Regions from separate parts of the Homo sapiens genome. Here region 2 is linked to region 1. A link is a loop called in an ENCODE intact Hi-C map of the cell type or tissue named here. Cell type or tissue: mammary epithelial cell. All regions are shown on one strand. Links, peaks and the distances in the headings refer to the core of each region. The heading gives the core; the rest is flanking DNA. Region 1 overlaps LOC107986567 (a long non-coding RNA gene). Region 2 overlaps HIVEP1 (HIVEP zinc finger 1).

The links. Hi-C counts contacts between places; a loop is a spot of excess contacts. Peaks named below come from ENCODE experiments on the same cell type or tissue, not always from the same donor. Only the 100,000 strongest peaks of a DNase experiment are listed, where the experiment ranks them.
Region 2: it touches region 1 in a loop (2.9-fold over the local background); 4 of 110 quality-filtered maps call a loop at or near these places.

What each region holds. Positions count from the first base shown.
Region 1 is chr6:11,801,905-11,810,431 of GRCh38, forward strand. LOC107986567 (a long non-coding RNA gene) reads right to left here. Exons shown (of 3, transcript XR_001743970.2): 2 at 7,272-7,378; 3 at 4,736-6,355. LOC124901257 (a long non-coding RNA gene) reads left to right here and starts at 8,180. Exons shown (of 2, transcript XR_007059451.1): 1 at 8,180-8,527. In mammary epithelial cell, for the core only: a CTCF peak has its summit at 4,936; DNase peaks (open chromatin) are centred at 3,557, 3,947 and 5,007; H3K4me3 peaks cover 1,550 bases; H3K27ac peaks cover 4,056 bases.
Region 2 is chr6:12,023,058-12,031,584 of GRCh38, forward strand. All of the region lies in intron 2 of HIVEP1 (HIVEP zinc finger 1), which reads left to right. Among named protein-coding and RNA genes, the nearest start is that of HIVEP1, 15 kb to the left of the region's middle. In mammary epithelial cell, for the core only: no CTCF peak of the experiment used is centred there; no DNase peak of the experiment used is centred there.

The DNA of each region.
Region 1 (8,527 bases), core at 96-8,095:
TTGACTGCATTTTGAATCCCACTGGAGAAGGAAAGGTGATTGGGTGACCACTGAAAAATCATAACTGTCTTGAATTCCTGATCCCAGCCAAGGGTGTGGTTAAGAACCACTAGAAGTTTCTTACTGGATATAATTATCCTGGTAAAAGCTTCTCTGCCTCATAGCTCATCTACCTGCCAACCAGAGAGCCCAAAATTCACCACCGAAGATGGATTCCTTCAGACTAAGCCTCATTTTCTATTAAAACACAGATATCTTCTAAGATTGGTCATGTATGACCATATATTAGCACCATATTGTAATTAACTTTTTTACCTTTCAAATCGATCTCCACTATCAAAGTCCTGAATACTTTTGACTATGCACCCTTATCAGTAAAAAATTTCGAGCTGTGTCCCCTATATTTATATATTTATTGGTAATTACTGACAATCCATACATTAATAAGGCATATTTATTTGAAGAAGAATCCCACTGTTACTTTTTATTTTGCTTCATTTTGCTGTTCTCATGGTTCATTTGACTTAGGTCAGCATCCACATTAAAGTATATATGTATGTCAATACTACTGGTTACCCAAACCAGAACGGCTCTGCAAGTAATGATGGCTTGGATGTCTTTGAGTCACTGAGGAGAGTTAAAAACCATTCCACTTTCAGCAGTCTAGCATTTGTTACTCGGATTTTTCTTTCACCTATTCTGTTGCTTCCCATTTAATCACATTTTTGAGCATTTCTTTTTCTTGTCATTGGGCTGTTGGAGGATGGTGGTAGAGACTACAGCCCAGTTGCTGAGATAAATATGAGCCTGAAGTCAAGGCCTTGGGTCCAGTTCCTTTACAAATCAATTTATTTGCAATCTTCTGGAAGTGGTTACCAAACATTATTGTGCAGAAGAATTACTTAGAGAACTTGTTAAAAAAAAAAACAGGATTCTTAGCCAGGTGCGGTGGCTCACACCTATAATCCCAGCACTTTGGAGACCGAGGCAGGAGGATCACTTGAGGATGGGAGTTTAAGACCAGCCTGAGCAATATAGTGAGATCCCATCTTTGCAAAAAAAAAAAAAAAAAATTAATTTTTAAAATTAGCCGAGCATGGTGGTACATACCTGGAGTCCCAGCTACTCAGAAGGCTGAGGTAAGATCACTTGAGCCCAGGAGCTTGAAACTGCAGTGAGCTGAGATAACACCACAGCACTCCAGCCTGGGTGAAAGAGCAAGACTCTGTCTCAACAATAACAACAACAAGAAAAAACACAAAATGAGATTTCTGATCCCTCCCCAAGAGATTCTGATTTAATAGGTCTGCGGAGGGGACAATAATCACCATTTGTAATAAGACCCCTCCCCCACAGCACCACCCACACAGGCCGTCTGGGGTCAGGCTGTGCTTATACCCCAGGAAATATTGGAGGCATGAGAATGGTGGTTGCCAAAGCAACCTTGGCATTGGGTGAAATAGTCCAGACTTTATTACATGGTGACCATGCTCAAAAGCTTGACCTTTGTCACAGAATTGGTAGGGATAGGGCAATGGAAGGAGGGTGTGTGGGTGCGGGAGTGGGTGTGTGCAAACATGAGGCCGGGTTTCTACCAAAGGTGCTAAACAGAATTGGTTTTCCTTTTGTCTCTCTCAAAGTGGAAGTTTGTTTTGAATGCACATATTTTAATAAATTAAATGACACTTTATAAATTACACCTTTTCAATCTTACACCTCCAAAGAATTATTTCTAAATTCGTGTCTTGTTAACAAATGTGCCATTTGTGCCCCCTCAAAAAAGAATGTTTTAAAATGGACATCTTGGTTCCTGGTTCACAATGAGATTTAGGTCAAGTGTGAATTATGATCACAAGGTAAACATATTACTGTGGCACCGAAAGAATGTAGGGATCACAAGACAGACTTCCAGGTGTACATTTTGCTACTTGCTACAGATGAGTTACTTAATTTGGGTTGTGGGGAGGAGTTGGATAATTTATTTACTAAAAAGCTCTTAAGACCCCAAATCTGTAAGCCTATTCCTCAGATCCTAAACATACCCAGATCTGTCTGTATCCCAGTGTGAACACACAATACACCTTCTCCTAAAAGTGAGACCCCAGATCTACTGATAGATAAAGTGAATGACAGTTATTGCTGAAGTAGAAATAAAATCATATTTCAAATACAGTTTCTTCATAAAGTCCTATGGCAATTTTTACCCTTTCTGCATTTTTCTTTGAGGCCTAACCTTGAGAAATCAATAAGCATAATTGGTTAGAAAATTGAATTTCTTTCTCTTTGCTTACAGGAATTAATTTGGCAAGCCATAGTTAATTTAGTGAGCATGTTTGCACTAACCATATTTTATATGTCTAACACATGGTATACAATTGTGCTCTGTGATCATTGTGAAATGATGCCTGCGGCCTGTGTTACGAAAGTTCAGAGCTGCAGCAAAGCTTTAGGGAGACTCACACGATGTGAGCGGGGGGCAGTTCTAGCTTCCTGATTCCGTGAAGGGCATACCCTCAAGTGTAAATCTATTATTTGCTGCCGGTTGAAATCTTGTTAGTCCTCAGGGAACAGTTTTCTGGAGATCATTCTAAATCAAATCCATGGGATTTCTAGCCCAGGATCCCTGAGATTTGTCAGTTTGGTTCAATAGGAAGACCTAACAGCTAGGACATTCCAAAAAATCATGATATAGATGGTTTACTTTCAGTGCCTTGACCTACTGTCATGGACCGCTCTGCCACTTCGCCCTGCTGTCTCCTTCCTTCTGGGGCTTCCATGTACCCCCAGGAAAACTCATTTTCCCCTTTCTTGTGTCTTGGGATGGTTTTCAGTGTTTGTCAGTGTGAAAGGAAAATAAATCTCAGGAGCCCACAATGAGTAAGCCAAAGGGAAGTCAAGCTGGGACCTTCCTCCCACTTCGTCCTAAATAAGATAGCTACAATGAGATAACTGCTTCATGATTCGCTAACAAGAAAATTCCTTGTGGACAAAGGACAGACGGACCTCAAAGTCATCCCTCTGCCCAAGTGAGACAAATGCATATCTGATGGCTTCCTTTGCCCTGTTGTTTCCAAACTAAGGCATAGTGATTATTCCTCTCTTCTCCTCTCACAGGTAAATTGTGTATTCAGTGAAAGGCTAATCAGAGACTCAAAAGAATGCAACCATTTGTCTTTTAGCTACCTATGCCCTGGAAGCCCCCTCCCCTGCTTCAACTTGTCCCGCCCTTCCGGACCAAACCGATGTACACCTTACACATATTGATTGATGTTTCATGTCTCCCCAAAATGTATAAAACCAGGCGTGGGTGCCCTGACTACCTTGGGAACATGTCAGGACCTCCTGAGGCTGTGTCAAGGGTGCATCCTTAAACTTGGCAAAATAAACTTTCTGAACGGATTGAGATCTGTCTCAGATACGTTTGGGTTCACACTAGGTGCCTGTGGGCTGATTTCATCCCTGGCAAGTGAAGAGGAGCTGTGGCGAGGGTAGCAGAGGGTTGTCAGGCTTTGCTGAGTGGCAGGGGGAGCAGCCAATAGTGTGGGGATATGGGGGCGGGGGAGGTGTCCTCTCCCCTCCTCCATGACTCCCTGCTGGATCACGCCACCAAAAGACTAGGCACCACCACATGTGTAAATACCTGAGATGCTGGGAAACCATGCAGGCTGGGCTGTGCTAAAACCCTTCGTTTTATTCTGTATCAGGGTAAAGATTGTAAAGAAAAAACTCCCTGATTGTAAAGAAAAAACTCAATTACAATTGGACCCCTAGGCTTCTAAAGGAAAATAGGTGAGAGAGAGAAAGGGGCGTTTTCTAAACTTCATGGCATTCAATGTTCCACAGCTGTGGAAGATTGCAAATGACCTCTGCCTGGGGCTGCCGCTGCTCATCTGGATAGGTGAGTCGGGCGTAGCCAGGCGTGGGTGTGTGCACCAAGGCAGCACAGGGCAGGACAAAGCCCGGCTTGCTCTCATCTGCGTCTCATTGGATTTGCATTATCTAGGTCTTCAGAGGGAGATCCCTCAGCCTCTGAGTCTGCAATGCTATCTGTATCTTACCAGTGGCCTGCAGTAGCAGGAGCCCCATATTGGGTGGTGAATCTACCAGTGACTTCAGTGGTTGGAAACTTGGGAAAGTTTAGGCTACATTAGAGAAGGAGTGGTTCACAGGCAAGCCACTGGCAGGGGTTAAGAGATGAGAAGCACCTGCCAATGATTTGGAAAACACAACTTGCTGGCACCTGCCTGTTCGGCAGTTTCTTTCTGCAGGTTGTGAGCCCCTTTTGTCATTGTCAGGGCCTAAGGGTCCAGGAATCACTGTCTACCTTAGGAGTTTGTTAATAAATCGCCACGGTGAGTTGGGTAATGTTTGAGAGCAAAATGAAATAAAATGTCCTATATGTGTTTAAGCTATAGAAAACTAGGAATGGAAGAAAAAAAAGGCTTTCTGCTCTTGGATCCCAATTTACCTAGTGGGCAGGAAGCCTCCCCAGCACCCCTTCCTCATTTCTGACCAAAGCAGTTAATGGCATTAAATGTCTTCATGTGATCTCACGCTAGAACTGTATTGGAGCAGACATCTGGCAACAATTTATTGGCGCACAGGATAAATTTTCAGAAAACCAAGTTGCAGTTCTGAGAAACTTCACAAATCCACCTTCCTGCCCACCCACTTCAAAGCCCCTCACCCTCTCGGCAACTGTTCACCCTCCCACACTGGCACCTCAGACGCCTGCAATAACCTCCGACGAACTTGTCGGACAGCCCTAATCTCCTAACAAGGGAAATGCAAAGAGCTCAAGACAGAGATCAACACTCTGGACGGGGATTTCCAGGCCCAGATCAGCACCCTGCTGAGACATGCTGTCTGGAAAATCAGAAATGTGATGTGGGAGTGCACAGCCCCGCGGCCCCCTCACCTGGCCATGCAACCGCCTCTCCATCCAAGCCAGTGGTCAGGCAGGGAGGAAGGACACTCACCTGTAAGCTATTTAGACGTGGCCTCACCTTGTGGGGTTTCCACAGAATGGATGTCTTCCAGAGTATCTCATCATCATGACTGGCGATGATGAGGAGCTAAGGATCTCCCTCTCGGGTGGGTGGGAACTCACTTCGCAAGAATGGTGGCTCTGGTTTGGAGACTCTCTGGGCTGGTTGGCTGCTGGGAAGGCTGTCAAAGGTGAGCAGGCAGCATCATACCTGACCAATGAATGGCAACAGCCAGGACTGCTGGGAAGTGTGGGTGCAATTGCTGGCAAGAGCCACCTTTTTTTTCTGGTGAGTGGGCGTTCAGAGGCAACTTCCCCTGGAGCTGGCATCCTCTGTCTGGAGTAGGGAATTGGACTGCGCAGGAATTGGGGAGTGGAGGGAGGTTGTGTGTGTGTGTATTTGTGCACATGTGTGACTGCAAGTGTGTACAAATGCAATACCACGTTTCTATCTATAAGGCTTAGAAAAAGCCATCCTTTAATGAAACCTCTATTTTACAAGAGGCTGCGAGAGCTTTGGGATTTTCTTCCATGAAGTAACATGATTTCGCAGTGGATTTCAAACATGTTTTAAAGCACCAGAAACCTCTCTTTTTTTTCCTGCCCAAACACAATCATATTCAAAAGTCACAGATTAGAAAAGAGATCGAAGCAGGGTTGCCCTAATTAAAGTGTGTGCTGGCCCCAGAGACCCAAACCCTCTGTTGGTCCTCCTCTCTATGGCCAGAAAGGCCCCAAATGGACTCATGGAGGCCCTAAGGACCCCAGAGCAAAATGTACCAAACTGGTGAGTGAGTAGGATAAGTTCTGGCTTTCAAGTCAGACAGACCTGAGTTTGGGTCCTGACTCTGCCACTTGTGAGCAGTGAGGTCTTTGTCCACTCATTAACATATCTGCTTCTCAGTTTCCTCATCTATACAATAGAAATAATAACCCTTACATTGCAAGGTATCTTCAAGAACAGGAGACAAATACACATAAGGCATGTGTTACTAAATCCCCATACCTATGAGCCGTGGCTGGCACATAGAGTCTTCACACAATGTATTGTTGCTATATGACATAGTTTGGATGTGTGTCCCTGCCTAAATCTCATGTTGAAATGTGATGCGCAATATTGGCTGTGGGGCCTGGTGGGAGGTGACTGGATCATGGGGGTGGATTTCTCATGAATGGCTTAGCGCCCTCCCCTTGGTACTGCCTCGCAATCGTAACTGAGTTCTTGTGAGATCTGGTCATTTAAACGTGTGTGGCAGTTTCCTTCTCTTGCCTCTCCTTTGGCCTGCTTGCACTTCTCCTTCCACCATGATTGTAAGCTTCCAGAGGCCTCCCCGAAGCCAGGTGACGTCAGCATCATTCTTGTGTAGCCTGCAGAACCATAAGCCAATTAAACATCGTTTCTTTATAAATTACCCAGCCTCAGGTATTTCTTTATAGCAGTGCAAGAACGACCCAACACACTATGGTTAGTTCAAGGAAGCTTTGGATATGAGCTGTCTATTGATAGCCAGGAGAGAAAACAAATGACAGTGAGGAGACTTCCCTTAGCTCAAAACTTTTATGCCTGTTACTATCCTGTTTGGTATTCTTTTCCCAATGGCACCTAAGTGCTTTGTTTAGTATGTTCTCTTTAAAAACAGGACAATCAAGACAGTAAATACATAACCTACAGAATGAGAGAGGATATTTATAAATCTCATGTCTGGTAAGGTTCCAGTATCCAGAATATACAAAAAGAACTCGGCCGGGTGAGGTGGCCCACACCTGTAATCCCAGCACTTTGGGAGGCCGAGGTGGGCGGATCACGAGATCAAGACATCAAGACCATCCTGGCCAAAATGGTGAAACCCCATCTCTACTAAAAATACAAAAATTAGCTGGGCGTGGTGGTGCATGCCTGTAGTCCCATCTCCTTGGGAGGCTGAGGCAGAAGAAGCGCTTGAACCCAGGAGGCGGAGGTTGCAGTGAGCTGAGATGGCGCCACTGCACTCCAGCCTGGCAACAGAGCGAGACTCCGTCAAAAAAAAAAAAAAGCCACACACACACACACACACACACACACACACACACACACACAAAACAAAACAAACAAACAAAAAACCTCTGACAACAACAACAACAACAACAACAACAAATCCAATTTAAGAATGGGCAAAGGACGTGAAAAGTCATTTCTCCAAAGAAGATATACAAATAGCCAAAAAGCACGTGAAAAGATGCTCAGCATCCTGAGTCATTAGGGGAATGCAAATCAAACCCAGAATGGACACCACTTCATACTCACTAGGATGGCAATGATAATTAAGAATGCAGAAAACACCATGTTGGCAAGGATTTGGGGAAATTGGAATCCTCATGTACCACTGGTGAGTGTGTACAACGGTACAGCCTCTGTGGAAAACAGTTTGGGAGTTCATTAATAAGTTAAACACAGAATTATCATATAACCCAGCAATTCCACTCCTAGGTATATACTCAAAATAACTGAAAAAAGACAATCAAACAAAAATCTTTACATGAATATTTACAACAACACTATTCACAACTTCCAAAAGGCATAAACAACTCAAATGTCCATTTACTGATGAATGGATATACAAAATGAGTTATCTACTTAAAAAGAAATATTATTCAACCATTAAAGGAATGAAATACTGATACATGCTGCATTTTCTGTGAATCTTAGAAACATTATGCTAAGTGAAAGAAGTCAGACACAAAGGGCTACATACTGTATGATTCCACTTAAATGAAATATCCAAAACAGGCAAATCCATAGAGACAGAAAGTAGATTCATGGTTGCCAGGGGCTGGGGGGGACGTGGGAATGGAGAGTGACTGCTAATGGATAACAAGTTCTCTTTTACGTTAATGAAAGTGTCCTGGAACTAGTTGACAGTGATGCTTATGAATATTATGGGTTAACTTGATGCCACTGAACTGCATATCCTAAAATGACTAAAATATGTTTTATGTTGTGTGTATTTTATTGCAACAAATAAAAAGCAGGACAAGTATCCATCTAGCCAAAATATAGCCTGTGCATTTTTAAAGCAATTTTAAAGGTTTCTTTTTCCTCTTTGACCATCTTGCATGGATGCAATAAAACACAGTTCTGAAATGCTAGGACGTCTGTCTGCACTAAAGAAGTCTCATTCCAATTTCAAGGGCTCACTTGCCTCTGGAACTGGCCTTGAGAATGGGAGTGCCTACTCCTCCCTCAACAGCTGACGTAAAAGGGAGAACTTCCTGGAGGCCAGCCAAGAGCCTACTGGGGCATAATCAGGCTGCCCAGCTTGTTGGCTTGGACATGGCTCCTCTCCACTTAGGAGGCTCTGCCCACTCACATTCCAGGCCTCAGCTTGCCATGTTTTCCTGTTAAGCCCAGAACCCTTCCCCTGGGTCCCTTCCTCAGAGGGGACATGTTGGGAGCCACAGTCTCAGAGATACTTGGGATTTTAAACATGATGCAACTCTAGGGCTGACTTTGGAATTCTGTGGGCTGTGCTTGGCCCAGATCCCACCTTTGGGCCACTTTTG
Region 2 (8,527 bases), core at 235-8,234, 220 kb after region 1:
TCGGTGTCACAGATCACGCGGGATTGAAGTGAAGTGCTCTCCTTAGGTTCCAAGATGGCAGCCATCTCTCTGTCCCCTCCTCCGCTTCTGTGTGACACAAGAGAAGCCCAGCCGGGGTTTCAGAATTAATCTGATTAAGATGAATGTTTTCATTTGCTATCAATTGTGGGCCTACTCCAGTGGTTATTTTACAAAGTCTACTACCAGGAATAAAATCTTACGTTTACTTGTTATGTAGGGATTATCTTGTTGAGCTGATAAGTGGAGTAGGTTTAATTTTGATGATTTTCAGATGGAATTCCAGCTGTTTAAGCATCGTTTTTCACATTTGAATGTTAGGTCAGCAGTTCCATGCTGACAGCCTTAAGATTTGAGAAATCAAAAATCTTGTAGTGGAAACAACCCCATGGCTTATTTCAAAAACAAAAACAAAAGAAATTCTCTATATTGTAGCTAGAAAGGAAATAAGTAATAATTTAAAAAATAGTTTTTGTTAATATGGGTGAAAAAGTTACTAGGAGCGATCATGTAGATAGCTGACAGTGCTTAGTTTGAGGAGGATAAAAATATGAAAATGGAGTTAACATAGCAAGCCTCCTTTTTTTTTGCAGATAATTATTTTTCGGCTCATGTTGAGAGCTTATTTGATGCTTTCTGAATGCTTATTAACGTTAGCCAAATGCTTCTTTTTAAAAGCAAATACAAAATGTAGTAATATGATTAACCAGAGTAATGATTTTATTTTAGAACATTTTTGTACAAAATATGTTCTGATGAGGTACAATCTTATCTTACCATAGAACGGAAAAATACATAATTTGTGTAAAATCTCCTATCATAGAAAAACATTTTTAAGCTTCACATTTAAAATGGTGATAATTTGAGCAAGTCTGGGCTAAAGTTGATTCTTGTATTATGCAGAAAAATATTTTATGAATAAATTAAGTGCTTTACTTTTTCATGTACATATTTAACTCTTTAAAAACATTTTTGCAGTACTCTTCTGCATATTAATACTATGCTCATTACAGGTGATGCTGTTATACTGTTAACCATTGTTCACTATAGCACAAAAACTTATAACCAAAGAGAGACCTTTCTTCTCAGTGCTCAAGTCATTCTTTGAGAAAGAAGCTCTTTTTGATCATGAGGCTTTAGGCTTACATTTGGTATACAGTTGCATTGATTTTGATTTTTTTTTTTTTTTTTTTACAATTTTAATGAGAAGTTGTCAAAAGGTTTTTAGAAATTTTCTATGATGAATTTTGTTCTAGAAAATATTCTAAGGCTGTGCTGTGATGCAAACATATTGAAAAAATAGAAAGTGATAACAAAACGGTTGGCTGCTGTGTAATGAGATAGCAGTCCCTAAGCATGAATTGGAACCATACGATTTAAGAGTTACACCTACTTAATACAAAGCTTGATTTTTATGGTCCTTATGTGTTTCTGTCCACAGAATTTCTGTGTGCCTGTGTGACTAGAGTATGAATTTAACCAAGCATACTTGTTATTTTGTACTTTGAAGTGTGCTTACATAGGTTTATCTTCAAATTCTTTCAGATTTGCCAGTGAAGAAAAAGATAGGGTGAGCATACAACTGCTTAATATAGTATCCAGATGGAAATAGGTTAAATATACAATTAGGGTGGTATTTGATAGTTTAAAGATAAAGAGAAAAATAAACTGGGCTGATACACAGGGACTTGGAAGGTGGTTGGTTAAGCCACGCCAGGAGTGAACCAAGGCTCTCCCTTGTGTTGCTGGGTTCTTGTGCGCCTCTCTGAGAGAATTACACATTTTACAGCAGGAAGGATGGACCTTGGAGGTCATTTAGTTCAGCCTCCTCATTCTGCAGATGGGAAGGCCCAGTGGCAAGAGGGAGGTGGTTTTATATAGGTCTTACGATGATAAAAAGGGCGAACCTTTCCACAGGTCTCTACTAGGCTCTGTTCAGAGGGCTTTTCATGTTTTCTCATTTGATTCCTACAGCTACCTGAGACAGGTACTTTTATGATTCCCATTTTATAGATGTGGAAATGAGGCACAGAAAGATTGCTATTTGCCCAGGGTCACATAGCTAGGAGTCTGCAGTGCTTTTGCTTCTAACCATCATGCTTATACTTGCTGATGTTGATAGTAGAAAGTTCTTTCCTGATTAGTAAGAGTTTAGAAATGCTCTCCATCCCAGTTAACTTGCTAAGCATAGCACACAGAGCTGAGGTTATTCAGGAGGTCAGAATTTGAAGGATTTTTTTTTTCTTAAGCCTTTAATTGTTTAGAATCTATTTCAAGTTGTATATGTATATATTATTCCAAGTTAGATTTGCTATCACAAACAGTCTAGGGAATTTCCAAGCTCTTTAAGAGGGAAAGAATAGTTGTCTCATCCAAGACGTTTGCTTACATGATTTGCTTAATTTTATAGTTGGAAGTAGAGATGTTTTACTTAAAATGGAGAATGGCAGTGTTTAAGTGGGAATCTCCGCCTAACAGTTGAAATTTCGGACCTGAAGGCTTAGAAAATATTTCTGGGGAAACTAACGTGAAAACATTAAAATTCTAAGCAAAATAAAGTAGATAACATTCTATAATTTGTCTTCATGTGGTAGGTACAGTAGGATATGGAAAAAGCATGCTATTTTAGACGTATGGGCACTCTTCTTCCACACTGCAGGTAAAGGGCAAATAACCATCGTTGGCCAAGCTCGATGGCTCACGCCTGTAATCCCAGCACTTTGGGAGGCCGAAGCAGGTGGATCACCTGAGGTCAGGAGTTCAAGACCAGCCTGGCCAACATGGCGAAACCCTGTCCCTACTAAAAATAAAAAAATTAGCTGGGCTTGGTGGCAGGTCCCTCTAATCCCAGCCACTTGGGAGGCTAAGGCAGGAGAATCGCTTGAGCCTGGGAAGCAGAGTTTGCAGTGAGCTAAGACCACACCATTGCATTCCAGCCTGGGCAACAAGAGTGAAACCCCATATCAAAAAAAAAAAAAAGAACAATTTTTAAGGGATCATAGAGAATTCTGTTTGTCTTCCGGGAGCAGTGAAAATGCTAGTAGGCTATGCCTAGACAAAAAATCTTGTACCTGCCCTCTTAGAGTTTTTAATACATTGTGTCTCCAAACACAGGAAAATAAAAGATCTAAGAGCAACATAAAGGAACAAATATAATTTCAGGCTAGTATGTGCAGTATGGAATTCCCCAAGGGAAAGTGGAGCAAAAAATAATTGGAGTGGAGTAAAGCAATGAGGAAATACCTCGCGGAGGAGTCAACTTTCTTCTTAACTAAAACCTGAATGAGGAGGAGTTTTGAGACGGGTTTTTAAAGACAGGAAGGATATATTGGCAGAGAAAGTAAGTTGTTTTTAGACTTTGGTAGAAGAATGAATGGGGGAAAAATTACGCAGAAGTGATTGTTGGTTTAGATTGCTTGGTTAGAGTGGATTTCCCAGTGAACTTGAAACTCTAAGGAAGAAAAGAGGAAAGGAAACTTATTAGATTTAATGTGTTTGGTTTCTGTTTATGGTAATTATAAAATTACCAGGTCAAGGTCTTTTATACTGCCAGGTGGGTCATAAGGTCATAAGTATTTAAAGAAGATCGTTCGGTGGCTAGGCAGTATCTTTTATGTTAACATTAAAAAACAACCTTCACCCAAGGTCAGTATGATTTGTTGACACCCAGGAAACTGGTAACAGTTTAAAAGAATGAGGCAGCCATTTTTTATTGTTTTTCCTATTTCAGAAGATCATCATGTGTATGAATAAACCAGCAAAAGAGTAATATGGCTTTGAGCAAATATCTTTAGTTTCTTCTTAGAGAACAAGGTGGTTAGGGGTTGGTAGGGGTGATGTTGATCTGCAATTTACTTTTTAGTTGTAAATGGCTGTTATTCTAGGGATCAGTAAATCCTGACTAAATCCAATCCTCCACCTGTTTTTGTAAATAAAGTTTTATAGAAACATAGCCATGCCCATTTATTTACATACTGACCATGGCTTCTTTCATGCAACAGTGGCAGAGTTGAGTGGCTGTTTGTGGTCACGAAGCCTAAAATATTTACTATTTAATGCTTTACAGAAAAGTTTGCCAAATCCTGCCTGGGAAATAGAGAGTTAACACATTTATTTGTAAACCCTTTTCTGTTTGGGAATAAATGAGAATGCTTTATCTTTCTGTGGAGGATTGCTGTAGGAATGAATTATTATTAGGGGAACCTAGGTACTGCTTTAGTTAGTATGTGAGGGTCCGCTGCCTGCCAAGCATAAGGGAATTCACATTTGGTTGGGAAGAAGTCCACTTACTTGTGGTTTTAAAATGAAGGGAAAGCCTTAGAGGTCAAGTTAGTCTTGCCAGAAATATTTAGTTCTTGATTTTCTGATACCAAGGTCATGGGTCTCAACCCAAAAGGATTAGATTGTTAGGGAGCCACCTGTTGAGTCAGGTAGCGTACTCTCCTTTTTTAAATTGTACTGTCTCCATCTAGTCACCTTTGTATTTAACTCAACTTGGTAGAAAACTACTGCAGGCAATCCATTTCCAATGCTGTACATGAAACGTCTTGTGAAGGACTGTTATTCAGCAAAATAGAGCTGTCTTTGAGAGGTGCGCCTTCTGACAAATGAGCCCTACAAGGAAGGTCTTCCCCTGTGAGTGGAGTGCCAGGTCTTGAGAATGGGACCAGGTCATCTGAGTGATTGATAATTGCTGCTAGCACATTAAGCATTATAATTTGTCCTTAGGTTGTGGGAAACATGTTTAAACATCCAATATGTTTGAATTCTCAGTAGTCCCTACAACACTTTCTGTAATATCCTAATAATTCTTTTTTTCTGGTGGTTTTGGGGTAGTGGGATGAGAGTAAGTAAATGATATTTTCGTGTTATGGTTTTGTTTTAATTTATTTTGCTTAAGTTTAAATTTAAGGATAGGCTCAGTTGAGCTCATGATAACTGTTGAGTTGTTTGGGGAATACTTTGGAAAGCATGTTAATTCTCCACAGATGAATTGGATCGTTAACCTCTTTATTTTGGTCCATGCTGGTGTTAGCACGTGGCTCAAAATAGTATGAGAATCGGTAACTGTTAACATGTTTCCTTTCCCAGCGACAGGAAGAGCCCATAGTGGTCATGAAGTATGGTGGAATCAGAGGGCCACTTTGGTGGCTGTCACTTATAAGCCCGTCTGGACTTCTGTGGCCCGGCTCTGAGGTGTTGGACATGTTGTGGAGTTCACCACCTCTGTCCCTGTCTTCCAGGAAATTTATAGTTGAAGACATAAAGGCCATAATGGCTTCACGTGAAAGTCTAGACAGCTGTATGAATATTTGATGAGTGAGCATATAAGGAAATACTCAGTTAACATATGTAAGGAGATGTATGACTGCATAGCCAAGGGGTTAAATGCTTTATTTATCCTTCTGTATGTTGACAGTTTAGGTTGATCTATCATGTTTTGATGGAATTAATGCCATACGTGTGATGAGTTATATATTCAGCATTCATGTTAATATCTTCTTGGAAGAGCTAGGGTTTGCAATAAGTTGTATTTGATGGATATGCTCCTTCATGGAAAGATTACCTTTTTCAGTCTCCAGTTTACTGCCTTAGTTATACTACTGTATACTGTATTTGTTTTACAGCTTTATTAAGACATAATTTACATGCAATAAAATTCACCCGTTTTAAGTGTATGATTCAGTGTGTTTAGTAAATTTATAGAGTTGGGAAACCTTTACCACAGTCCAGTTTTAGAACATGTCTGTCACCCCCAAAATTTCCTTGAGCTTATTTGCAACCAATCCTTGCTCCCACTGTCAGCTGCAGGCAATTGCTGGTCTGTTTTCTGGCTCTTTACATTTGCCTATTCTGGACATTTAATAAGTAGAATCATACAGTATATAGTTTTTACATGTAGCTTTTTTTCATTGTTTGAGATTAATCTGTGTCGTAGCATGTATCAGGATCTTCCTTACCTTTTATCGCTACATAATATTCTCTTATATAAATGCACTGATTGTATTGATTCATTCACTCGTTTGATGGACATTTGTATTGTTTTCAGTGTTTGGCTTGTGTGAATAATGTTGCTGTAAGCAATCCCATACAAATCTGTGGTTACATAGAGTGTTCTAGAAGTCTCAGGTCAAGCTGGCCATTAACACCTATTTTACTTGATATTACTATAGAGACTAGGGTTATTGTTTGCATGGCATGTGTGTTCCTGTTCTTTCACGTTGAACTTTTTGTTTCTTTGAACCTCTGCCACTGTTGCAGGTGTGTCTTTTGTGGACAGCGTGTTGCCGCGATTGCTTTTTCATCCAGTCCGACAATCTGCCTTTTGGGTGGGTGTTTATTCCATCACATTGATGTAATTTATTATTATTACTGAATTTATATCTGTGATTTTGCCTTTTCTGTTTGCTTCATACTTTTGTTCCTCTGTACTTCCTTAATTGCCTTCTTTTGTGTTAAATTTTTTAGTGTATGATTTTGATTTCTCTTTCTTTTTTGTTTTTACTATACTTTTGATTAATTTTCTTAGTGGTTGCCCTAGAGATTATAATATGCATCTTAAAGTATCACTGCCTACTTGAGAGTAATACTAACTGAACTCTGGTAAAATATAGAAACTTTTCTCCAGTATCTCCTTTTCTTTCTCCTTTTATGCTATTATTGTGATATATGCTTAATCCCTTTATATTATAAAGCAGGTTACACAGTGTTAAATCACTCCTTTACACAATCTTTTTTAAAAATAATTTAAGAGAAGAAATGAGAAACATACTAATAGGTCTTACATATACCTACATATTTATTGTTTCTAGCACTCTCCTCTTCTTCTATGGATTCAGGTTATCATCCTGTACCACTTTTATTCAACCTGAAATATTTCATGTAGCATTTCTTGAAAGTCAGGTCTTCTAGCAGCAACGTTGCTTTTTTAATATTTATGGAATGTCTTTATTTTTCCTTCCGTTTTGAAGCATAATTTTCTGGATATAGAATTCTTGGTTGATAGGGTTTTGTTGTTTTTCTTTCTGAACTCTGAACATCCACTATTCTCTGGCCTCTGTTACTTCTGAGAAGTCAGCTGTTTATTGTGTTGTGTTTGTTTTCTTTGCAAGATGAATTGTTTCTTTCATGGTTCTTTCCATTTGTTTCTCATCTTTCTCCAATTTGAATGTGATGTGCTTAGTTGTGGATTTCTTTGTGTTTATCTTATTTGGAATTTTATTGAACTTCTTGGATATGTAGATCAGTATTTTTGTTTTATCAAATTTGGGGAGTTTTTGGCCATTATTTCTTCATATATTTTTTCTGTACCTTTCTTTTCTCTAATCACACATTTATTTTTATGTTTGTTGTTCCACAGGTCTCTGAGGGTCTGTTAATATCTCTTTAATTTTTTTCTGTTCCTCAGATTGGATACTTTTCATTGAGCTATCTTCAAATATATGGATTGTTTCTCGTACCAGTTCAGATTTGCGGTTGAGTCCCTCTAGTAAATTTTTCATTTCACTTACTTTACTTTTCAACTCTAGAATTTCTATTTGCTTCTCTGTCTCTTTTTAAAATAATTTCTATCACTTTATTGAGATTCTATTTGTTGTTATAATCATACTTTAATTCTTTAAATATGGTTCCCTTCAGTTCTTTGAACATATAATAGCTACTATGAAATCTCATCCTATTAAATCCAGCATTTGGGGATACTAGAGATACTTTCTATTGACTCAATTTTTCCCCTGAGTATGGGTCACACTTTCTTATTTCTCTTCATGTCTCCAATTTTTTGTTGAATATTTTACATTTAAGATAATAGATTGTAGCAACTGTGGATTCTGATCCTTGCTCCCTTGTGAGTTATTTTTTGGTTTAGTAGCTTTTCTGGACTAAATATGTGAAGGCTATTTCTCTCATGTTGTGTGGCTGCTGATGGCTCTGCCCAGGTTTGCTTTCGTTTGTTTGTTTTTTTTGTTTTCTTATGTTTTACTTTAAATCCTAGCTTCCTAGAGGGTTACCCTGTGTAGTTTTGTTTTAAAGCCAAAGGTAGATCAGAGCTTAATTGTGAGTCAGTCTGAACCTTGACTCTCTGCCTGTGGGTCTGTGTGTGGGCTGGGGAGCACTTTCAAATCACAGGCAGTTCTCACATCTGTCCTGGCTTTAACTTTCAGCTGGACCCTCTTATGTCTTCTTTGTGTGTGTATGCCCAGGCTCTGTGGCCCAGGAGTGTGCAGAGGTTAGGAGACTGCCCTAGTGTTGGTGACACATGTGCAGAGTCTCTGGTTAACCTGGGATACATGTGGAGAGTTTACCCAGCACACTGTAAGTGGCTCACCTACCAGAACTCCCTAGTAAGTCCCTGGCTAGTCTTCTAGTCTCTTGCTTGCCCTCAGCAGGACCTCAGCCTCAGGCGGACATTGCCATTGATTTTCTTGAGTTCTCTTGCTATTGGGATTGCCAGTTTAACTGACTGTGCTCCAAATCTGGTGAACCTGGCCTGGCAAAAGCAGTGAAGTTG